2 separate regions of the Homo sapiens genome follow, and region 2 is linked to region 1. Evidence: read pairs that join two places in POLR2A ChIA-PET (ENCODE). Cell type or tissue: MCF 10A. All regions are shown on one strand. Region 1 overlaps LGR6 (leucine rich repeat containing G protein-coupled receptor 6). Region 2 overlaps LGR6 (leucine rich repeat containing G protein-coupled receptor 6).

What was found. ChIA-PET counts read pairs that join two places held together with the same protein. Peaks named below come from ENCODE experiments on the same cell type or tissue, not always from the same donor. Only the 100,000 strongest peaks of a DNase experiment are listed, where the experiment ranks them.
Region 2: POLR2A ChIA-PET joins it to region 1 with 17 read pairs; 7 of 35 experiments call an interaction of 5 or more read pairs at or near these places.

Annotation. Positions count from the first base shown.
Region 1 is chr1:202,282,432-202,284,931 of GRCh38, reverse strand. All of the region lies in intron 6 of LGR6 (leucine rich repeat containing G protein-coupled receptor 6), which reads right to left. Among named protein-coding and RNA genes, the nearest start is that of UBE2T, 58 kb to the left of the region's middle. In MCF 10A, no CTCF peak of the experiment used is centred here; DNase peaks (open chromatin) are centred at 741, 1,401 and 2,171.
Region 2 is chr1:202,221,052-202,223,551 of GRCh38, reverse strand. All of the region lies in intron 1 of LGR6 (leucine rich repeat containing G protein-coupled receptor 6), which reads right to left. Among named protein-coding and RNA genes, the nearest start is that of LGR6, 29 kb to the right of the region's middle. In MCF 10A, no CTCF peak of the experiment used is centred here; a DNase peak (open chromatin) is centred at 1,021.

The sequences.
Region 1 (2,500 bases):
TTGGGCCTGATTTGTTTAGTGAGGTTATAACAAGGCCCAAGGAGCATCACCCAGGCCCAAGAGAGGTGAGACACTATTGTCCCCGGGGTCCATCCTGGGCCCTGTCCCCTCCTGGGTTCTAGCTGAGATTCAGCCATCAAGTTCCCAGATCTAGAGCATGAGGGTGGGCCCTTTAGGATGCAATTGTGTTTGCTCGACCTTTTTTTTTCTTGCGAAGATTTTCAAAGATCATTAGCTGTCAGGCTAGACTAGCTCGTCATGGCCTCCAGGCACACATTTCCAAACACTGACCTAGGGTTTCAGGTCCTGAGACCTCCTGGGAAAACCTTCCTAGAAATGTTCTTCACCATGCTCTCTTATCTCTCAGCCTAGATACCTGGGAAGTCCTATGATTGATCTGACCTTGACGGAGCTAGTGCTAAGTGAAGCAACGTATTACAAAGCAAGAGGTATGGTTTCTAGTGGTTTACCGTCACTTGCAAATTACAGTGACATGGGCAACTCACCCCCAAATACCTACATTTGGTCTGATCTGGTTAAGTGGAAATACTACTTCACAGTCTGGGGACTAGACCACCTCTGATTCTCAATTTCCCAGCAAGTTCGGGTCATCCTCATTGTGGAAGTAGAAAGGAGTTGTGGATGCAGGATGGAGCATGACCTGTCTGCTTCTGGCTGAGGTTTCTTGGCAAAGTCTGGAATGATGATGACTACATCAGGAGAAATGTCCTGGGAGCTTCCTTCCTACGAGGTCAGACTTTCCCAGAGGGCAACAAGGTTTCTGTAGGAAGGGGGTGGGGCGGGTGGAGTTGGCACGATTTGTTCTGCTAAACAAGAGAGGTCTTAACAGTGCCCATCCCCTGAACCCTGCCCAAATGACTTGGATTTGCTGGCTCTTTTGGAGTAAAAGAGAGCATGGTGTATGTCTCTCACACTTTCTCCCCATCTCTGAGGTAGCCCATTGTGCAGATGAAGGAAGTGAGGCTCACAGAGGTGAAGTTACTTCCTCTGGCTGACCCAGCTTGCAGGGGCAAAGCCAGGGTTGGAAGCCAAACAGCCTGGTCTCCAGAGCTGAGGGCATAACAGAGGGTGTGTTGCTGCAGGTGCATTTGTGATGGGCATTTCTGTGCTGTGCTGGGTTGTGGGGTGGGGCTGCCTACGTGGAGTGAGGGTCATGTAGGGCTTGAAACATGTGGCACGTGTGCTGCACGTGCACATGATTGGCTGTGCAGTTCCAGATGCCTGTGTGACCACGTGTGTGCATGCCCGCACCTGGCCCCTCCTCCCCAGGTGGTATGGCTGGGGGCCGCTTTCCCCACTTAGAGGAGTCTGCAGAGGAGCCAAACCACAGCTCCAGCCAAACCGCAGCTTGGGCCGCAGGGGTTTGATCTTCCCTCTGCTGCCGGAGATGAGAGAAGTCTAAGTGGCAGAGATTTATGGGGCCTGAGGGAGAAATACCCTTCCAGTGAGAAGCTCACATGAAAAGCTCCAGAGACTGCAAAGCGTGCCAATTATGCAACAATTAAAAGGTTTGACTATCATTTCTTTCTCCTTTTATTCTCCCATCTACTCCTCCCCCTGCCACATCTGGCTGCCCCTGCAGGCTCCCCAGCAAATGCTCTGGGGAACAGAGGATAAAGAACACACTTTTCCCCTTTTTAATTGGAGATCAAAAGTTGGAAGAAGAACTCACCCCTCAAGGGCAGGAAGAAGGGGGTATTGTTGAGATGGAGGCCCTCAGAGGAGGAGATGGGAAAGGAGAAAGGAGTGTAGGGCAGGCTCCTATACAGCTTGTCAGGGTTTGTAAGAATTTTACACACATCATCTCACTTAATCCACAGGCCAACCCTGTAAGATTAGTTAACTATTACTGGCATTATGTTTCAGATTAGAAAACGGAGACTCACAGAGGCAAATGATTTTACCAAGGTCACACAGCTGGTAGAAGTGGCACTGTACCCCAGGCTGTCTGATGCCAAGGGCTTTGCCACCAGGCTCCTAGCCTTGGCTTTCCCATTGGTAAAGTGGGTGCAGGCCCTGGGCTTTGTGTGATGGAATCAAGTGCTCCTGTAGATGAAAGGTACAGTGGGCGCTTAGCGGCAGGATTGCTCTGTAATTCAGCCAGCATCAGCTGAGCCAAATGCCCTGCGCGGCAATCCAGTGGCTAATTGAGAAAGAATTAGGCAGTGTGCCCCAAAAGTGAAGAAACAGCTGCTAGTTGGTTTTTTAGAGGCGCCAACACATAGTCAGTGTATGTACCCCCTCCCCACCTGATTTCCCAGCAAAGCTAACAGCGCCCACACTCCAGGGTTCATGGCATTGGACTCCCTCCTGCCCTGCTCATCCATGGCAACTCCAAACACTGCCCTAAAAGCTCTTATATCTCCTGAGGGAAGGTGGCTGTGGGCACACAGGCTTTTGCAGGGTAATGAGCACCATCTCTTACATCTAGGATTCCCCCAAACAGCTGGCACATAGCAGGCTCACACAGTTCACATTT
Region 2 (2,500 bases), 61 kb after region 1:
CAAGCCTTCTTGAGGCTTTCTCCTTTCCCTAGACATGCACTGTTGCCCTCAAACCTCAGTGTCTGCATTTCCCCCCAAGAAATGCGTGTGCTTTCTGTGTGCCCAGAAAGGCAGGCTGGGAACAGCCTGGAGAGCGTGTGCTTGGGAGTCCTGTTCCAATCTATAAAAAGACTGTTTAGTCTCAAATGTTTTATCTTTGATAAAGCCTGGGCTCTGGACTCCATGTCCTCCAAGGAAGGAAGACATTCCGTGCAGGGTAGAACCAAGGAACTGGCATGCTGCACCCAGCGCTGCTTCTCATCTACCATTCCCTCCCTGCTCCCCTGCAGAACACCTCTGGGCTTGCCGGTCTAGAAATGGGATCCGCAGAAGCTGTAGGTGGTGTGCTGTGGCCATAGTTTCAGGTGGGAGAGAGGCAGAACCCAGAGAGTTTGTTGATGGATTTTTTTTTCCCCAGAGTTTCACTGTTGTCACCCAGGCTGGAGTACAGTGGTGTGATCTCGGCTCACTGCAACCTTCGCCTCCGGGGCTCAAGTGATTCTCCTGCCTCAGCCTCCTGAGTAGCTGGGATTATGGGCACCTGCCACCACGCCTGGCTATTTTTGTATTTTTAGTAGAAATGGGGTTCATGATGTTGGCCAGGCTGGTCTCGAACTCCTGACCTCAAGTGATCCTCCTGCCTTGGCCTCCCAAAGTGCTGGGATTACAGGAGAGAGCCACTGCGCCCAGCCTGTGGATGGATTTTAAGCCAGGGTTTGGTCCTCAGGATGTTTTCAGGCCCCACTAGTCTTGGATTGTGGCTGAAATGCGAAGGTGCAGGAGCACACTGGACAGTGTCAGGGGAACGTAGGGTGGCACCCACAGAAACCCAAGCGCAGAAGCTGGGCCAGATCGGACTCCTCCCCCTGGTGTCCCACCCCTGGCTCATTCTCAGTGAGGCAGGAGGCTCGAGGTGCCGAAAAAAAATGATTACCTCTAAATATTTACCCTGTGCATTTCTGGATGTGTCTCGACAGGAACGCAGCGGGAGTTCAAGGAGCACTCAGGGCGTGTGACTCAGGCCTCATCACTCAGCTGTCCCCCCAGGGGCCGGGCCGCAGAGCCTCTGATGTCCCTCCATGGCCCCCACCCCACCCACTCCCTCTGCCCCACCACCCTGACTAGCGGCCTCATTGTTCTCCCCTGCGGAGGAGGGGGCCTGAACCCCTCCACCCGCCCCCACATCCTGCCCCAAAACAACACAAAGCCCAGCTGCAGTGCTCAGTAAAGGGGGTGGGGTGGGGCAAGGAGGGTGAATTTCAACTGTTCAGGGGTGGAGGGAGCCCCATTCAGGGCTGGCTCTCTCACAAAAGGAAAAGGGGTAAGGCTGGTGCCAGGGGAAGGGGAAGGAAGAGGAGCGTGCAGAGCTGGAAGAGGGAGGTGAAGTGGGGATTTCAAGGCCGAGAGCCACCAAGCCAATGCCACCAGCCCTGGGAATGGCTAAGAGCCCTGGCAAGAGGCACTGGGCCCTGCTGTGGGGAGGCTGTGCCTGCACAATGACAGGGAAGGAACTGACACACAGAAACTCCAAACACAGAGGTTGCTCTGTCATGTTGGTATGTTGGTGGTTCCTACTGACATATGACTGTCCTGGGAGGTTGGTTGTGCAGCTGGTTTTTTGTGCAACTCAGAGGGCACAGCTCAAACATTCAGGCCCTGCCTGGACCCAGGGGAAATAAGAGGACACCTTGATCCTTGGGTGCTTGGGGTTTGGTTGTGGCTACATCCACTTGGCTGCATGAACTTGTAGACATGTACAAGAAGTGGGGGTCATGGGATGGGATAGCTGGGCTCTTGGATGTACTTGTTTTGAGGGTGCTGGGCATGTGTGTGTCATGTGTGAGGGCACATGTGTTTATCTGTACCTATGCATGTACAGCAAGGGGATTGAGATGATGGGTTGTAACTCCATCCTGAAGCCTTCTTCCTGGGAGCCCTTGGGATACCCAGAAGGGCTATGAGTCCTCTCAACTGGACACAGCCATGATGGGATGGGAATGGGAAATGTCTCAGGGAGAGACGTGCAGGAGGGGAATGGAGAGGAGAGAAGAGAGGGGCAGTTGTGGGCATGGGACGTGGAAGTTTCTGGCTGCACATGAGGAAAATGTTCTCAGAGTTTCACCCTGTGAGGCAACCAGACCACCCAAGGAAACTGGGTAAGGTGGTGTCACCATGGAGACAGGGAACAGGTTTGATAAGAGGGAGGATGCTGGGGGATGGAGGGGTCAGAGAGCAGCTGAAAGGGGCTGGGGTCATAGAAGACCCTCCGCCGAGGCAATCTGGCTCATATCCCAGGGCCCGAGGGGATTGGGTCTGTTTGAATTTTTCCTATGGGAAGAAGAAACAGTGAAAAACAAGCCCCTGGGTCCCCTGGGGTGGACCTGGGGGAACTGTGCCCACCTGCCCCGCTGGAGAAAAGACTGGAGGGGCAGAAACCCCTTTTCCACTGCCCCACTGTGGA